2 separate regions of the Homo sapiens genome follow, and region 1 is linked to region 2. The links are chromatin loops, found by intact Hi-C in ENCODE. Cell type or tissue: ascending aorta. All regions are shown on one strand. Each heading gives the region's core, and the rest is flanking DNA. Links, peaks and the distances in the headings are about the cores only.

Region 1 (10,052 bases), core at 2,691-7,690, 260 kb after region 2:
ACATATACACTGTGGAATACTATGCAGCCAAAAAAAGGATGAGTTCATGTCCTTTGTAGGGACATGGATGAAGCTGGAAACCATCATTCTCAGCAAACTATCACAAGGACAGAAAACCAAACACCACGTGTTCTCACTCATAGGTGGGTATTGAACAATGAGAACACATGGATACAGGGTGGGGAACATCACACACCAGGGCCTGTTGTGAGGTGGGGGGAGGAGAGGAGATAGCATTAGGAGAAATACCTAATGTAAATGTTGAGTTAATGGGTGCAGAACACCAACATGGCACATGTATACATATGTAACAAACCTCCACGTTGTGCCCTAGAACTTAAAGTGTAATAAAAAAAAAGTTTTCCTATAATTTTTCAATTGGAATTTATCCAGATATTTAATACCAAATAATAACCTTAGATCCTAAATTATGTCAAGTTTGTTTACAAGCATTTATTCAATTACATTTACCTGATTAATTTAATAGTTTACCTAGATTATTTTAAAAAACTGTGATAAACAATATTTAAAGTTATTTTCCTGTTTACCATTTTTATAGCTCTGAATTTCAGGTATTTACTTATGTAATAAAACTTATGGTTAAATTTAAGGATATTTATACCAATAACTCAGGGTTTAGCTGTTTTCATTTAAGCCAACAATATTTCATAAGCATATACAAGCAATGATCATTCTGTCTTGGGCTGAGTTTTATAGTTTATAACCTTTATGGCAAATCTTATAGTACTCTGTGGGAATAAACATAAAACTACAATAAAGCAAACAAAAAATGCTAACATTGATGATATTATTTTACCAATAATTTTAAAGCTGGCTTATTTAAAGATTTTACTTAAGTCACGTGAACTTGAAAAAGCATTTGACTAGTCATTTAAGTATTTGATTTAAGCGCTTTTATATATTTTAAGCCCATTAATCAGAGCTCTTTATTTTTTTAGTAGTGAAAATACTGTATACACAACATATACATATATAGACGTGTTAGGCATGCTGATAGAAATACATCTTATAGATTCATAAAGACCTTTTTTTCCATGTTTCTATCTTAACTTAGTCAGTTGTCATTTAAATAGCCTCAGATTTGCATATTACAGGCAACTCAGGTGAAAATCAGATGATAGCAAAATTTACATTGTAAGGTAAGAAGAAAAAGTCTGGTGTGCTAGAGAGAAATTTTAAATGGATTCAGTTGCCAATTGAACATAAAAGTAAATAAGCCTATTATAAAGGCCTTCAAATATATACACACACATATACATACACACATTCACACACACAAAGTTCCCATTGCTATTGCTTCAGTACTTTAGTTATGAAATAAATATAATTTTGCCAGCTTGCAAAAAAAAGAAAAAAAGCAAAACAAACAAACAAACAAAAAACACTATTAGGTCGGGCACGGTGGCTCACGCCTGTAATCCCAACACATTGGGAGGCCAAGGCGGGCGGATCATCTGAGGTTTGGAGTTCGAGACTATCCTGACCAACACGGAGAAACTCCGTCTCTACTAAAAATACAAAACTTAGCTGGGTGTGGTGGCACATGCCTGTAATCCCAGCTACTCAGGGGACGGAGACTGGAGAATCTCTTGAACCCGGGAGGCGGGGGTTGCGGTGAGCCGAGATCACGTCATTGCACTCCAGCCTGGGCAACAAGAGCGAAACTCCATCTCAAAAAAAAAAAAAGAAAAAGAAAAAGAAAGTCACTGTTAGATCCAAACAGTGGTTTTTATCTCTGCAGAAAAGTAACAATAGACTTCAGGCAGAAAAGAAAATAGAACCTAGGAACTCTATAGCATGCAGGTCGACCTCAGGCCTATTTTTCCTCAATGTCAATGTGCACAAAGACCATATTACTTCCATTTTATGTAAACTCTGGCAAGCAGAGGTGCCATAAAACCTATGGATTGCCAAAAAGAGGGGTCATTCTCCTTGTTTTCTCCTCATTTAACCCCCCACCCTTTTTTTTTTTCTGAAAAGGAGGAACTGAGCTGTAGCCTAGGGTGTTTTTGTGATGGTTCAATGCGTGCTGCCTGTGGGCAGGACTCCACAGTGTGTTACCACTGACTTTCCACCCTCTTATGTGTCTCAGTTTCTCTCTCCAGAGGTCTATGACCTCTGAGAGGGCTCAAAACATCAGGTGTTCTGAAATATTTTCAAATAAATATTTGAAGAGATTTATTCTAAGCCAAATATGAGTGACCCTGGCCTGTGACACAGCCCTCAGGAGGTCCTAAGAACAGGAGCCCTAGGTGGGAGGGGTACAGTTTGGTTTTATATATTTTAGGGAGGCCTGAGACATCAATCAAATACATTTAAGAAATACATTGGTTTTGTTCAGAAAGGCGGGACAACTCACACATGTCCCGAAAGCAGAGTACCCAATACATAAAACTATAATTGAAGGAATTGAAGGAAGAAGTAGAGAATTCAACAATAATAGGGACTAAAGCAATCTAGTAATTGAACGATACAGAAATTCAGCCAAGACAGAGAAACTTTAAACAACATTTCTAACTAACTTTACCTAACAGACATCTATAAAACATTCCACACAACAACAGCAAAATATACATTTGTTTCTTTGCAACAGGGAATATTCTGCAAGACAAACCATATTCTAGTCCATGGAACAAGTATTATAAATTTTAAAGGTTTGAAATCATAAAAGATATGTTCTTCCACCACAGTAAAGTTAGAAAACAAAAATATATCTTTAATCATAAAATAATTAAAAATTAAAAAATACATTTATAAATTATTGGTGAAAGAAAAAATATGCACAATATTATAAAAGTATTTTTATCTGAACAAATATAAATACACAATATATTGTGGAGTCCTAATTTGGAAAAAGGAGTCAGGCTGGCAGGACCAGCGGAAAGCAAAGATATGAGGCAAATAAACTATGCCTTTTGCCTTTCTTCATGGTTCAGGACATATAAACAAAAAGAGGAAGCTGATAAATTATAGTTTTATGGCCCAGGACATATAGCCCTCCTGAACCAATAAGATACATAACTCACAAACTTCCTGCTTACCATCAAATTCCTCAATTTATCAAATATCCCAGCTGACAGAAGAATGCAAGTTCCCAAGTTCCATTCTATAGAATCCTGAGCAAGCCTTTTTGCTCCTGGCTGTCAGCTTCTCTTCTACTGATACTGTCTGTTGCCTTTTCACAATGTATTTTCATACTTTCTCTAATAAATCTGCCTTTTTTCTACCTACAACTGTCTTGGTAAATTCTTTCAGTCCTGCACCACCAGCCCAGATAGTCATTGCTCACCGGCAACATTCTGGTGGCCCATAAGGGGACTCTCTCTTCATGGGGAACTCTCTCCCCTCTCTTTTTTCGAACTTTGGACAGTGTCTAAGCACAGAGGCAATTGCACTGTAGCTGGAGCTACTCTCTAGTAGGACTGGAAGGTGTCTTTGCGAAAGCGTCTGACCACCATCGCCCGTTAGGGTGAGGGACCTGAGTCTACTTATTCTTTTCAGTCTTTTGTCTGCCAGCTTCTATTAGCTCTCTGGCAATTAAAAGTAACAGGCAGGGCCAGTCTATGGTGCCGCCTGAAGGCCAAAGAGTGAACAGGACTGGCTGCCCTGCCCAGAAAAAAGAAAGGCTCTTTCTTATTTTTTCTGATCAAAAGCCCCTGATGCCAAAATGTGAAGCAATTGACAGCAGAAGCTTGTTCAGGGTGAATTCGCACATGTTTTAGGTGACTCAGACCCTCTGTCACTCTAAATTCTCCTGTGGAGACAGCCAATCATCCTTTTCTGGATGTGCTAAATCAGGTGATCTCAGACAGCCTCAGAACAGTGAGTCTTCCCTTAACTACCCACTCTCCTGGGTCAACACCAGACAGAGATCTTCCTTTACCCTTTTTCTTCAAACCTGAGCTGATCACCCAGCATAAATGAGTACCTCAACTGGCCATCCAGCATGAGGCCTCCGATCAGCCAAGAGGACTTTTCTAATGACTGAGACACTCCTTTAGAAAGTGCACCCAGAGTCCCTCAGTGGACATAAATGGAACCTTCTTTTCATTTCGGCGAGATGTCTTGACAGAAAGTGTCGTTCATGCCCCAAGTGGAACTGCCCCAAAGTGGCATGTTTTTTCATTCCACAAACCCCATCTATTCCTGTAGACTCACCTCTAGACTGTATTTTGAAGAATCGGGACAAATTTGACCCTCAACCCCTCAAAAAGAAACACCTAATCTTTCTTTGCAACATAGCATGGCCTCCTTACCACCTCCCACAGAAATTGAAGTGGACCCAGAATGGGAGCCTAGACTCCAGTATTCTTTTAAATCTTGATCTCTTTTGCCATAACTCTTCCAAATGGTCTGAGGTGCCCTATGTTCAAGTTTATGTTTCTATAAAAAAAAAAAACCTAGACTTTAGAGACAATTGTAGAATGAGACTGGCAAAATTCTTAAGTCCCTTAGATTCCTCAGACATTTTGGATGACCCTTCTTTTACACTCTCATGTTCCAGACCTCTCCCACTTTGGTCTCTCCATTCATTTTCCCTGACTACACATCTTTCCCTTCAATACCTCCTTCCTCAGCTACACCTTCTGTCTCTCCCTCTTTACCTCCTCCATACCCAGAACCACTTCTCCTCCACATACCAGATCAGGAGTCACCTCTGATTCTCTCCCATCATCAGATAAAGGTTTGCAGCTCTGAGAAGTGGCCAAATGGGGGTGTAGGAATCATCAGGGCCCATGTCTCATTCCCTATGTCTGATTTGTCTGAAATAGAGGCAAATCTTGGCTCTTTTAGTTAGTACCCCTCCCATTTTATGAAGAAATTCAAGGGGCTTGCAGTTTCCTTTGATCTCAATTGGCAAAACATTTAGGTTATTTTTACCACCTGTTGCACTCATAAGGAAAAGACCCACATTTGGTCTCTAGCCCACTGATGGGCAGAAGAATTCCATGCCTGGAACATTTGGAACCCTGAACCAGGAAGAACAGTTGTTTATGATAGTGATCCTAGATGGGGCTGTCAAGAAGGAGACCCTGATAGAGTCCACCACAATTATATGATCACTTGCCTGATTGAGGGGATGAAAAAGGCTGTCATTAAACCTGCAAATTATGCTACATTAAGAGAAGTTACACAGGGGCCAAATGAAAACCCAGCCCTATTCCACTCTAGGGTAGCTGAAGCTATGAGAAAATGCACTAATATGGATCTCTAGAGCCAAGAGGGCCTCACTATTGTGGCTGTGTATTTTATTAGGCCTCTCCAGACGTTAGGCATAAGCTTGAAAAACTAGTTCAAAGGCCACAGACCCCTTTCCTTACTTTGCTATAAATGGCCTTTACATTCTTTAATAACTGGGAGGAAGCCTCAAGAACTGACAGGATAGGAAGGAAAGAGAAAGAGACAGGCAGCAAGCTCATTATATGGCTGCTGCCTTTGCTACCTGCCTGCCCAAACCAGGGACCACAGACCAAGCATCAGGATGTCACCCACTGACCAATAAAAGGCCCATTCTCTGTTATAGCTATAACCAGCCTTGGCATATTAACAGAAACTGCCAAAACCCTCCACGAGTGTCACCTGATTTTCTACTGCCACCACCTGGCCTTTGCCAATACTGCAAGCAACTGGGACACTGGAAACTGGAATGCTCCTCGCTCCCTCATGATAGGTAGTCATCCTCAAACAAGTCCCAATTATGGGCCAACTTGGGAGGAAAGCAAAGGCAAATGCCCTTAACTTTGTTCCTCAATTATGAAAAAGCTGAGGAGACCTTAAAAGAGAAGAAAAAGCCCCAAGAGGGGCCATTTCCTCACTGTCCCAGAGGCCATCCAGGCTCCTGTATTTTCCATCACTACTGCTGAATCTCAGGTAATCTTGTGTGTAGCAGAATATAAAATTGAGTTTTTTTATTGACACAGGATCTAGTTACACTGCCCTAATTAAATTCTCTGGACCTAACTTTTGGTCCTCAATCCTCACAAGCAAGGAGGGCCAACTGAAACAGAGCTATTTTACCCCATCTTTGGTATGCATTGGTATGCAACTAGGGAAAAAAATATTTTCACTCACTTATTTCTGGTCTTGCCCACTTGTTCCATCCCTTTGCTTGGGAGGCATATAATGGCAAAACTTCAAACTAGCTTTCAGTTTTCCAACCAGGCCTGTTCAATACTGGCATTATTACCTTTTAATACTGACTCCAATACATACAGCCTTTCATTGTACAACAAGTTCCCCCTGAAGTATGAAACTCATCCACTCCAGGATGTTCTTTGCGTGCAGACCCCAAAAAGGTCATCCTTAAGGTCTTCACCTCTTTCCCTAGGAAATCTCCATAGCCTCTAAATCTTGAAACCCAATTAGGCTTACAGCCCTTAATTTCACTCTTGTAATTCACCATGTAACACACCCACCTTAGCTGTCAAAAGCCAGAAGGCACCTATAGAATGATACAAGACCCAAGAGCCATCAATGATCCAGTAGTTCCTACACACCCCATTGTTTCGAACCCTTACATCCTGTTAGGACAAATTCCTTCTGGCAGTTTTGGTTCACAGTATTAGACTTAAAGGATGCTTTCTTTTGCATTCCAGTACATTCAGATTCACAATTTTTATTTGCCTTTGAATGGCGAGATCCTTCCACTCATACCTCCCAACAATTAACCTGGACAGGCCTCCCCTGAGGATTTAGAGATAGCTCACAACCATTTGGACAGGCTCTTGCCAAAGATCTGTTCACCATTCAGCTATCCCTTAATAGCACCCTGCTCCAATATGTTGACCACCTGCTTATCTGCAGTCCAACTGAAGGTATTAAATACTATTAATCTTAGAATATCTAAATGCTATTAAAACTCTTTAGAGGTTATCTTCCTGTGGTTATGAGGTTTCTCCTTCTAAAACTCAAATTTCCTCTCTGGAAGTGCAATTTCTGAGACTCACACTAACCCCAGGGTTTAAAAGTCTCTCTGATCACTGTGAAAGCCTCATCTTAAACATGGGCACACTAGCAACTAAACAACAGTTGCACTCCTTCTTGGGAATGCCAAGTTTCTGTCATATTTGGACTCCCCAATTTGGACTCATAGCAAAACCCTCTTTATGAGACACTATGGGGACCAGAGGAAGACCCCTTTACTGGAACTCTGAAATGAACAAAACCCTAAAACCCATTAAACAAGTTTTACAACTGCCCCACCTTTGACCTTACCATACCTTAGAAAAACTTTCTATTTATTTGTACCTGAAAGAAGGGGTATCGCCCTTGGAGACTTAATCCAGCCATTGGGGCCCTCCAAATGACCAGTAGCTTACTTATCAAAGAACCTCAATTTGGTGACACAGGGCTGGCCTCCATTCCCCCGGCACTAGCCTCTGTGGCCCGATTGATTGAGGAGGCCTCCAAGCTGAGGCCAAGGAATAACAGTGTATACCCCACACCAAATGGTGGATACTTTAAACTCAAAGGGCTCTCACTGAGTCTCAAATCAAATAAGAAGATATCAAACCCTCTTTCTACAAACACCACAATTAAACATTAAGCAGTGTGAAGTTCTTAATCATGCCATCCTGTTACCAGATCCAAATGTGGAAGGATCACTTAAACACTCTTGCTTAGAAACTCTTGATTTAAGGCTGGTCGCAGTGGCTCACACCTGTAATCCCAGCACTTAGGAAGGCCTAGGCAGGTGGATTACCTGAGGTCAAGAGTTGGAGGCCAGCGTGGCCAACATGGTGAAACCCCATCTCTACTAAAAATATAAAAATTAGCTTGGCATGGTGACACATCTGTAGTCCCAGCTACTTGGGAGGCTGAGGCATTAGAATAGCTTGAATCCAGGAAGCAGAGGTTGCGGTGAGCTGAAATTGCACCACTGCACTCCAGCTTGGGCGACAGAGCAAGACCCTGTCTCAGAAAAAAAAAAAAAAAAAAGAAAGAAAGAAAGAAAATATTGAATTAATTTGTAGCTCCTGATTTGACCTCCAAGATATTCCCCTTACCAATTGGGAGGCCACTTGGTTCATAGACAGCAATAGTTTCATGTTAGAAGGTACCCAGTTACCACGGTATGCTATTGTTAGCCTTACTGAAGTTACAGAATTTGGGCCCCTACCCTGTGACACCACCTCAGCCCAGAAGGCAGAACTTATTGCCCTTACCTGAGCCTTGCAATTAGGAGCATGCATGAAACTTAATACTTACACAGACTGACCTACGTCTTTCATGTAGTACATACCCATGCAGCCATTTGGCAAGAAAAGGGACTCTTAACAGCCCAAAATATTCCAGTTAGACATGCTCCTGAAATCATGGCCCCGTTAGAGGTAATTTTGCTTCCTGCACAGGTAGCTATCATTCACTGCAAAGCCCATCAGAGAAGCAATGATAAAATCTCTATTGTGAACAATCAGGCTGATAAACAAGCAAGAGTGACTACTAAGCTACCTCTTTAGGCAGTTTTAGTTGCTAACCTAACTCAACTGTCTCCACTGTATATGCAGGAATAAACCCAAAGGGCTCTAGAGAAAGGCTTCTCCCATACTTCGGAGGGCTGGCTAAAAAGCCCTAATGGCAAACTTTTGCTCCAAGGAGCCTCACAATGAAAATTTTTAAACAGTTTACACCAATCAACTCATTTAGGGGCTAAAGCCCTCCAAGACTTAATATGGTCACTGTTTATCGGTAAAGGAATAGCATAAACTTTAAGATCCATCTCACAGCCTTGCCCCACCTGCTGCCAAACCAGTCCTGAAGGGGCCCACAAACTTCCCCCTCTCCTCCAACTCATTCAAAGATTAGGGATCCTACCAGGAGAAGTCTGGCAGCTAGATTTTACACACATGCCTCCATGCAAGGGACTTAAATATTTGATAATCTTTGTAGATACCTTCGCCAGGTGGATAGAAGCCTTTCGCATCAAAACTGAACAGGCATGGCATCAGAAGTCACCACGGCCCTTTTGAACCACATTCTTCCCCATTGTTGGCTCCCTCACTCACTGCAGTCAGACAATAGCGCTGCTTTCATTTCTCAAATAACCCAAGAAGTTGCTAAGACCCTTCAAATCAAATACTAGTTTCAAGCAGCCTGACATCCACAATCCTCTGGAAAGGTAAAAGAGCCAATCAAAGCATAAAAAGGCATCTTACAAAACTGATAAACCCAACAGTCATGGCCAGCTCTGCTCCCTATTGCCCTCTTAAGGTCCCTTATACCCCCAAAATCAGAAACCCATCTCAGCCCATTTGAAGTTCTTTATGGAAGACCCTTCTTACAAACAGACCTCTTGTTAGAGCCAGAAAATCATTATCCCACACAATATGTTATAATTCTTGGACAGACCATTAAAGCCATTGGCCATTACCAAAATCTCCACAGCCCCAAACCCGATCCCTCCTTTTCAGGAAAGATACACTCTAAATTCACACCTGGAGACTGGGTATGTCTTTAAACTCTCCTGCAGGTCAAAAGGCTGTTAGAACCTGTCTGAACTGGGTGATATCAAGTTATTCTTACTATCCCAACATCTGTAAAGCTCCAAGGTCCCCATGGATCCACCACTCCAGGGGTCAAAGCTGCTCAGGCACCAAATGAAGAGCCCTCCACTACACACAGCTGTGAGCCAATCAGAGCCCTCCATCTGTTTAGACAAAACTCAGAGGCTAAGTTGGACTCAGGTTATATTAACCCTAATTCTCAACTCCACCTTAAAGGAGTTTCTTTCTTTCTCTTTTTTACTTGAGACGGAGAGTCTTGCTCTTGTCGCCCAGGCTGGAGTGCAATGGCACGATCTCAGTTCACTGCAACCTCTGCCTCCCTGGTTCAAGTGATTCTCCTGCCTCAGCCTCCTGAGTAGCTGGGATTACAGGTGCACGCCACCATGCCCAGCTAATGTTTGTATTTTTAGTAGAGACGAGGTTTCACCATGTTGGCCAGGCTGGTCTTGAACTCCTGACCTCAGATGACCCGCCCGCCTCAGCCTCCCAAAGTGCTAGGATTACAGGCATGAACCACCGTGGAAGACC
Region 2 (10,052 bases), core at 2,214-7,213:
CCTGTTCCCCAATAACCTACAGAAATAAAATACTTATTTTAAAGCTTAAATATAATAAAATAAAATTTTATTATTTTAATGTGATGTAGCACACTTTTTGATTTGCTTATGTTAAACTATCCTTTCATCTCTAAAATAAATCTCACTTTATCATGTTGAATGACATTTTAATATGTTTTGAATTCAGTTTGCCAGTATATTGTTAAAGATTTGTGCATGTATCTTTATTAAATATATTGACCTGTTGTTTTCTTTTCTATTATTTTGTTGTTGTTATATCCTTGTTTATTTTTAGTATCAGGATAATGTTACCATCACAGAAAGAGTCTGATAGTGCTTTTTTTCTCTTAAAATTTGTGGAATAGTTAGTGTAGTATTAGTATTAGTTCTTACTTAAATGGTTGGTAGAATTCAACTGTGAAAAATATTAGAATGTGGAGTTTTATTTGGTGTGAGACTTTTTTGAACTGCTCCAATCTTCTTCTTTACTATTAGTGTTGTCAGGATTTTTATTTCTTCTTGTTTGAATGTAGGTATGTTCTATCTGTCCAGAAATTAGTTCATTTTCTCCAGGTTTTACAATATGTTGGCGTATAGTTGTTCAGAATAGTTTTCAATAATCCTTTATAGTTTGGTGGTATCAGTTGTAATGACTCTTTGTGTCTCTGATTTTATTTTTTTAGTCTTCTCTTTTTCTTATTTTAAACTGAGAAATGTTTTCAATTAATTGAAAAACTAAGCCTTCACATATAACATATATGTGTGTGTGTGTGTGTGTATGTTAATTAAACACATATTTTATGACAACCATTAGTTTTAAGAACCAAATTGTCCTGTGTCCATAATCTTGGGAGTGTGGCAAGGAAGACAGGGTAATGAGCCCTCATCCTCAGATTTCTTGAAGAAGCCTGAGAAAAGAAAAGCAAATTTTGCCACATAATTTTCGGTTTTGAAAACTGTTTATTAGAAATATTTTGAAGGCAATGTTAAGTTGAATATACAGATCATAAAATGAACTCTCAATATTGTGCAAACTGAATAAATGAAATTTTTATCAAAAGCACTGCCTTGTAGTTATCACTACACCTTGTTTAACCACACTGATAAGCACTCTTGGAATATCACTGTTTAACTCTAACTTTGTGTAAATGAACAAACTTCAAAATCTTCTTACTGTGAATGTCAGTGATAGTGTTTAGAAACCATTATTTTCTATTTGCTTTGCACCTAAAAAATGCCTGCAACCAATAATAATAGAGTAGTGTACTAGTTGATAGATCTTATAGCAATATCACTTTGAACAACAAATATGTTTCTAATTGGCCTTACTTATTGCTTTAAATTCAAACTTTCCTTTTAGATTCAAGGAACACATGTTCAGGTTTGTCGTATGGGTATATTGCATAATACTGAGTCATGGGGTAGAATTGAACTCATCACCCAGGTAATGAGCATAGTACCATATAGGTAGTTTTTCAACCCTTGCCCCCTCTGTTGTTCCTCGATTTGGAAGTCCCCAGTTTCTATTGTTTCCATATTTACGTCCATGTTAACCAACTCTTTAAGACCTACTTGTAAGTGAGAACATGTAAGATTTGCTTTTCTGTTTCTGTGATAATTCTGTTAGGATAATGGACTCTAACTGCATTCATATTGCTGCAAAGGATATAATTTTATTCTTTTTTATGGATGCCTAGTATTGCATGCTGTAAATGTGCCAACCCTAAATACTCTGACAAAAGGCTCCTAGATTTAGGAGATGACTTCAGTGTAGTTTCCAGGATAAATAAAATCAATACACAGAAATCAGGAACATTTCTATACATGAATAACACTCAAGCTGAGAGCCAAACAAGAATGCAATGACAGTTACAAAAGCCACACACACACACACACACACACACACACAAAAAAAAAAAAAAAAAAACAGAAATAAAGACAGATAACCAAGGAGGTGAAAGATTTCTATGGGAAGAACTATAAAACTGTGGGTAGCACAAACAAATGGAAAAACATTTTATGCTCATGGACTAAAAGAATCAATATTGTTAAAATGTTTATACTATCAAAGCAACCTACAGATTGAATGTTATTCTTATCAAACTAGCAATGCCATGTTTCACAAAAATAGAAAAAATATATTATTATAAAATGCAAGTGGAACCAAAAATAAAAAGAGTGTGAATAGCAAAAGCAACCCTAAGCTGAAAGAACAGAGCCAGAGGCATCACATTAACCAACTCTAAACTATACCATAAAGAGATAGTAACCAAAACAGCATGGTACTGATACAAAATCAGACACATAGACCAATGGAACACAATACAGAACCTAGAAATAAAGCTGCATACTTATAATCAACTGATATTTAACAAAGCTGACAAAAATAAGCAATGAGGAAAGAGAACTCCTTATTCAATAAATGATGTGAGGATAACTGAAAAAACATACCCAGAAGAATGAAACTGGACTTCTACCTATCATCATATACAAAAATTAACTCACCATGAATTAAATAGTTAAATGTAAGATCTAAACCTATAACAATCCTAAAAGAAAATTTAAAACACACCCTTCTCTGTGTCTGCCTTGGCAAGGAATTTATGACTAAGTCCTAAAAGGCAAAATACAACAATAACAAAAAGTGACAAGTAGTAACTAAAACTGAAGAGCTTCTGCACAGCAAAATAAATTATCAACAGATTAAACAGACAACCTACAGAATAGGAGAAAATATTGTCAATCTATGTATTTAACAAAGGTCTTATATTCAGAATCTATAAGAAACTTAAACAAATCAACAAGATAAGAAAAACAAATAACTCCGTTAAGAAGTGGGCAAAAGACTTGAAAACATACTTCTATTTGTTCAACTATCTAAGAGTTCATCAATCTTGTTTGTCTTTTCAACACACAAAATTCAATGTTTGTATGTTTTGTAGCCTTTTAAATCTCAATTTTAGTTATTTCTACACTGATTTTTATTATATTGTTTCTTCTACTAATTTGGGAATTGGTTTGTTGTTACTTCCTTATTTTCTTTAGGTGCATTTTTAGGTTGTTCATTAAAGTCTTTCTACTTCTTGTTTTTATTTTCATTTGTTTCAATTTTTTTGTTCTCTCTAATTGCTTCATTGATCTATTGGTTTTTCAGGAGCACAGGGTTCAATGTTGAATTATTTTTATAGTCTCCAAAGTTTCTCATATTTTTTATTTGTATTTTTCCATTTGTATATTTGATTTTGTTCCACTGCAGCTAGAAAATATACAGTTATAATTTATTCTCTTCACTTTCAGTCTATATGTTTCTTTATAAGGAAAGTGAGTTTCCTGTAGAAATTATAGAGTTATAGACTTGTTTTTGTTTGTTTCATCTATTCAGTCACCCTATGACTTTTGATTTCAAATTTTAGTTTATTTACACTCAAGGTTATTACTCATAGGCAAGAACTTGCTACTGCCATTTGTCACTTCTTTATTGTTGCTCTGTAAGTACTCTCTTCCTTTCTTTCTTATTGACTTCCTTGATGGTTACTTTCCCCAGTAGTATGTTTTAAGTCGGTGCTTTTTTCTTTACATGTTATAAGTTATTGCTTGTAGTTAAATGGGGGACTTAACAAAAACATCTTAGAGTTAAATTAAGTTGTTTTAAACTGATGACAAATTAACCTTGATCACAATAAAAAACTTTAAATTTTATGTACTTTATTCCCATTTTCCTCAACAGTTTGACTTTTTGTTTTCTTAATTTACATCTTTTTATAGTATCTGTCTCGAAATACTGTAGCTATTATTATATTTTCTAGTTTTTTCTTTTAGTTTTAATACTAGAGATATGACTAGTTTACAAACCACAATTACAGTATCGAGCTATTCTGGATTTTTCTTATACTTACTTTTATTAGTGAGTTTTATACCTTCAGATGTTTCTTTGTTGCTCATTATCATTATTTGAGATTAAGGATGTTACTTCTGAATTATTTAAGATAGATCAGGTGGTGACAAATTTCTTTAGCTTTTACTTGGCTGGGAAAATCTTTACTTCTTTTTCATGTTTAAAGAATAGCTTCACTGAACACAGTATTTTTGATTGGCAATTACTTTTCTTTCAGCATTTTGCATATGTCCCTTCCACTTTCTCATGGCTTGTTTGGTTTCTGCTAACAAGACTGTTGCCATATGAATTGGACCTCCTTTCTGTGTTATGTGCTTTTTTACTCTTTCTGTTTTTAGGATTCTCTCTTTGTCCTTGGCCTTTGAGACTTTGATTATGATATGCCTTGGGGTAGTCTTTTTTTTTTTTTTCCAGAGTCTCACTCTGTCGCCCAAGCTGGAGTGCAGTGGTGCCATCTCAGCTTACTGCAACCTCCGCCCCCTGGGTTCAAGCGATTCTCCTGCCTCAGCCTCCCAAGTAGCTAGGATTACAGGTGAGTGCCACCACACACGGCCAATTTTTTTTGTGTTTTTAGTAGAGAAGGGTTTTCACCATGTTAGTCGGGATGGTCTCAATCTCCTGACCTCATGATCTGCTTGTCTCGGCCCCCCAAAGTTCTGGGATTATGGGCATGAGCCACCATGCCCAGCTGGGGTAGTGTTATTTAGCTTCAATATATTTGGTAATATTTGACCTTGTTGTAACTAGACATTGATATATTTCTGTATGTTCAAAATGCTTTATATTTTATTTGAATAAGGTTTGTACAACTTGCTCTTTCTTAAGTACATCTTGAAGGCAAATAAGTCTTAGATTTGCTCTTTTGATGTTATTTTGTAGATGTCTTAAACATTATTTCTCTTCACTCTTCATTTTTCTTTTTCTGCTCTTTCTTTTGCTTGATCAATTCTCCTGTTGGTACCCTCTACTGCATTTTTTTTTTAGTTCACTTATTTTATTTGGTAGCTCCAGGCTTTCTTTTTAATTTTTTATTATTTCTACCCTTTTTAAAGTTTCTCTGGTATTTTTATTAGTTGCTTTTCTGTTTTCCTTTGATTTTTCTGCGTTTTCTCAAAACTGCTATTTTGAATTATTGATCTGAGAGCACACGCGTTGCTGTCTCATTATGGTCGGCCACTCCCTCCTTCTTTTGTCCATTTGTAGAGGTCATAGTTTTCCATTTGCTCTTGTTATGGATATGTGTCTGTTTTCACATTGAAGGGTTTAGTTGTTTATTCTAATGTTTGCTATCTGTGTTACTTATTCTGTCTAGAAGTTTTGTGCAGAATGACTGAGTTCCTTTATTGTGATACTGCTCCCTCTTTTTAAGCACTAGATGTCACTCTAAGCCCTGGTTTGCTGTGGCATTCACAAACTTTTCAAGAGCTGCCTATTCCAGATGTAGAGGTCCTAATGGGGATATCCTTGCTGTGTGGAAAGGCTGGCTAGATGTTTGTGCCTAGAGGACCTATGAAGCATGCTTCTTACAGTGTGGTGCTGCTGAATAGCTTCTCTAATAAGGAGTCTCCTCTGACTGTGATAAAAAGCAGCCACCACATTTCACAAGCTTGGTGTGGGCAGCCCTACCTTCACACATGCCTCAGGATTTTCACCCTACATGCACTTACTCTGCTTCCTATGGATTTAGGCAAGAACAATTTTCCTACAAAGAAACCAAAGTTGGTGGGGAAGCTGGCTGTCTGCCCTGATCCCAGTTTTTTGCTGTAGAATCATGAGTCTGGGGGGATATTTCCACATGGCATGTGGGGAAGCTTGATGGGAGAGGTGTTGCAATTATAGAAGTTCATTTCTCTGATTGCGTGCTTGTGGTTTTTTACTCCTCTTTGGTTCCCGGGATTGTGACAGCCTTGATTTTGAGTTCTGGGATATTCCTAGTGATAATCTTGGCACTGGATAATTGTTTTTGGTATTATATAAAAGATTAAAGACAAATTGTTTCTACTTCACCATATTGTTGAAGCTTTGTTTATTTCCTTTGTAGATTTTATGATTTTCTATTTCTTTGTAACCATTGTTTTCTTTTGATGGTATTTGTGCATTTGCAAAGACAAACTCTTTTTCCAGTTCGCACAGGTTTTCTTTGGCAAGGGTAAACCTTCACTATTTAGTCTATCCTATAATTCTGGGTAGGGTAGCTTGTATTAACCTTGGGCTGGAGGAGCTTGCTTTCAGATTCTCTAGATGCCTGGGATTCTACCTTTACTCGAAATTTGAGGGGAGCAGTTGGCTAAGTTCTGCCAGATGTCAAGGTTACTGGTTTAGCTCTGTAATCAAGCTGACCTGATACTGGAAACTACAATTGCCTCTGACTCATATGGGCCATAGGGTGTATTCCCTGGTCAGAAAGTATCATTGTTTAAATTTAGCAGTTTGAGACAGTTGAAGAAGGATCCCAGAGTAAAGTGGAGTAAAACGAATAAAACCCACTTCCATGTTCAGCAAGAATGCATATTTAAGATTTGCTTTACCTAATTCATGCGGGGCTTAAAGCCTAGATGATGGGTTGATAGACTCAGCAAACCATGATGGCACATGCATACCTATGTAACAAGCCTGCACGTTCAGCACATGTATCCCAGAACTTAAAGTAAAATAAAATTTAAAAAATAAAAAATTTGCCTTTCTTCCTGGGTGGGGTCTGAAGGTGGGCTTTGGGGCCCCGTGGAGTGCTGATTTAGCTTCTGTTTGTGGCAGAATTAGTGGCAGATATTTAGCAAAATTCACCCAGATGATTATCTCTCTTGGCAGGGCCTAGGAATGGCAATTTATATACTGGGCTTGGAAGAATCTGTGCCTGTCTTCTTGCAAAAATTAGCTGTGTGTGTTGTCTCCCTGTATATGTGGGGTATGGTGTGGGCTTTGAGGCAGCAAGGAGTGTTGTTTAAGCTTCTGGATATGACATAACTAGTGCCCACTTTTTCTCAACATTTAATGTTGGTTTTTTTTTTCTCCTGGTGTGGAGTCCTAGGGTAGGGTCAGAGGCTTGGCCTGCAGGCTGGCCTTTAGTTGTTAGGCTATTAATTACTGCCTCAATTTCAGAACTTATTTTTGGTCCATTCCGGGATTCATCTTCTTCCTGGTTTAGTCTTCAGAGGGTGTGTGTGTCCAGGAATTTATCCATTTCTGTTAGATTTTCTAGTTTATTTGCATAGAGGTGTTTAAAGTATTCTTTGATGGTAGTTTGTATTTCTATGGGATCAGTGGTGATATCCCCATTAACATTTTCTATTGTGTCTATTTGATTCTTTTATTTTTTCTTCTTTATTAGTCTGGCCAGTGATCTACGTATTTTGTTGATCTTTTCAAAAAACCAGCCCCTGGATTCATTTATTTTTTTGAAGAGTTTTCATGTCTCTATCCCCTTCAGTTCTGCTCTGATCTTACTTATTTCTTGTCTTCTGCTAGCTTTTGAATTTGTTTGCTCTTGCTTCTCTAGGTCTTTTAATTGTGATGTTAGGGTGTCAATTTTAGATCTTTCCTGCTTTCTCTTGTGGGCATTTTGTGCTATAAATTTCCCTCTAAAAGCCACTTTACCTGTGTCCCAGCAATTTTGGTACATTGTATCTTTGTTCTCATTGGTTTCAAAAAACTTATTTATTTCTGCCTTAATTTCGTTATTTACCCAGTAGTCATTCAGGAGCAGGTTGTTCAGTTTCCACGTAGTTGTGCAGTTTTGAGTGAGTTTCTTAATTCTGAGTCCTAATTTGATTGCACTGTGGTCTGAGAACCCGTTTATTATGATTTCCATTATTTTGCATTTGCTGAGGAGTGCTTTACTTCCAATTATGTGGTCAATTTAAGGATAAGTGCAACGTGTTTCTGAGAAGAATGTATATTCTGTTGATTTTGGGTGGAGTGTTCTGTAGATGTCTTTTAGGTCCTCTTGGTCCAGAGCTGAGTTCAATTCCTGAATATCCTTGTTAATTTTCTGGCTCATTGATCTGTCTAATATTGACAATGGGGTGTTACAGTCGCTCACTGTTATTGTGTAGGAGTCTAAGTCTCATTGTAAGTCTCTAAGGACTTCCTCTGTGAATGCGGGTACTCTTGTATTGGGTACATATATATTTAAGATAGTTACTCTTGTTGCATTGATCTCTTTACCATTATGTAATGCCCTTCTGTGTCTTTTATGATCTTTGTTGGTTAAAAGTCTATTTTACCAGAGACTAGAATTGCAACCCCTGCTTATTTTTCTTTCCATTTGCTTTTATAAATATTCCTCCATCCCTTTATTTTGAGCCTATGTGTGTCTTTTCCCATGCGATAGGTCTCCTGAACACAGCATACTGATGGGTCTTGACTCTATCATCTAATTTGCCAGGCTGTTAATTTTAATTGGTGGCGTTTAACCCATTTATATTTAAGGTTAATATTGTTATGTGTGAATTTGATCCTGTCATTATGATGCTAGCTGCTTATTACCCACCTTCTGAAGCCCACTTCCATCAATTTATCAAACTCATTCTCCATCCAGTTGAGCTCCTTTGCTGGCAAGGAGTTGTGACCCTTTGGAGGAGAAGAGGTGTTCTGGTTTTTGGAATTTTCAGCCTTTTTGCACTGGTTTTTCCTCATCTTCATGGATTTATCTACCTTTGGTCTTTAATGTTGGTTACCTTCATGTGGGGTTTCTATGTGGACGTCCTTTTGTTGATGTTGATGCTATTCCTTTCTGAATGTTAGTTCTCCTTCTAACCATCAGGCCTGTCTGCTGCAAGTCTGCTGGAGTTTGCTTGAAGTCCACTCCAGACCCAGACCCTGTTTGCCTAGGTATCACTGGTGGAGGCTGCAGAACAGCAAAGATTGCTGCCTGTTCCTTCCTCTGTAAACTTCATCCCAGAGGGTCACCTGTCAGATGCCAGCCAGAGCGTTCCTGTATAAGTTGTCTGTCTACCCCTGATAGGAAATGTCTCCCAGTCAAGAGACATGGGGGTGTAGGACCCACTTGAGGGGGCAGTGTGTCCCTTAGCAGAGCTCGAGCACTGTGCTGGGAGATCTGTTGCTCTCTTCAGAGCCAACAGGTAGGAACGCTTAAGTCTGCCAAAGCTGTGCCCACAGCCTCTCCTTCCCCCAGGTTCTATGTCCCAGAGATGGGAATATTATCTATAAGTCCCTGACTAAGGCCGCCTTTCTTTCAGTGATGCCTTGCCCAGAGAGGAGAAATCTAGACACGCAGTCTGGCTACAGTGGCTTTGCCAAGCAGCAGTGGGCTCTGCCTAGTTCAAACTTCCTGGTGCCTTTGTTTACACTGTGAAGGAGAAACCGCCTACTCAAGCCTCTGTAATGGTGGATGCCCTTCCCCCCACCAAGCTCAAGTGTCCCAGGTGGACTTCAGACTGCTGTGCTGGAAGTGAGAATTTTGAGCCAGTGGATCTTAGCGTGCTGGGTTCCATGGGGGTGGGATTTGCTGAGCTAGATGACTTGGCCCCCTGACTTCAGCCCCCTTTTTAGGGGAGTGAACAGTTCTGTCTCACTGGCATTCCAGGCACCACTGGGGTATGCAAAATAATCCTGCAGCTAGCTCAGTGCCTGCCCTAATGGCTACCCACTTTTGTGCTTGAAACTCAGGGCTCTGGTAGTATAGGCACCAGAGGGAATCTCCTGGTCTGTGGGTTGTGAAGACCATGGGAAAAGCATACACCATTCCTCATGGCATAGTTCCTCATAGCTTCCTTGGCTAGGGAAGGGAGTTCACCAACTCTTGCACTTCCTGGGTGAGGGGGTGCCCCACCCTGCTTTGGCTTGCCCTCCATGGGCGGAATCCACTGTCTACCCAGTCTCAACAAGATTAGCCAGATACCTCAGTTGGAAATCCAGAAATCACCCACCTTCTGCATTGATCTCACTGGGAGTTGCAGATGGGAGCTTTTCTTATTCAGCCATCTTGACAGCCACCATGGTTGTTGTTGTTGTTGTTGTTTTTGTTTTTCTAATTCATTGTGTCATTCTCTGCCATTTGTTGGTGTATTTAGATTATTTATGGTTAATTATTAATATGTTAGAGCTTAAGTCCAACATTGTATTAATTGTATTTGCTTTTTATGTTTTTCATTATTCAATTTAAGTTTCTTACTAGATTTTTAACACTTTTTAAGAT

What was found. Hi-C counts contacts between places; a loop is a spot of excess contacts. Peaks named below come from ENCODE experiments on the same cell type or tissue, not always from the same donor. Only the 100,000 strongest peaks of a DNase experiment are listed, where the experiment ranks them.
Region 1: it touches region 2 in a loop (7-fold over the local background); 1 of 110 quality-filtered maps calls a loop at or near these places.

The regions. Positions count from the first base shown.
Region 1 is chrX:63,269,715-63,279,766 of GRCh38, forward strand. LOC105377212 (a long non-coding RNA gene) reads right to left here and starts at 7,932. Exons shown (of 5, transcript XR_001755867.2): 1 at 7,724-7,932. In ascending aorta, for the core only: a CTCF peak has its summit at 5,627 (motif pointing left); a DNase peak (open chromatin) is centred at 5,627.
Region 2 is chrX:63,007,501-63,017,552 of GRCh38, forward strand. No RefSeq gene overlaps it. Among named protein-coding and RNA genes, the nearest start is that of SPIN4-AS1, 270 kb to the right of the region's middle. In ascending aorta, for the core only: a CTCF peak has its summit at 5,253 (motif pointing right); no DNase peak of the experiment used is centred there.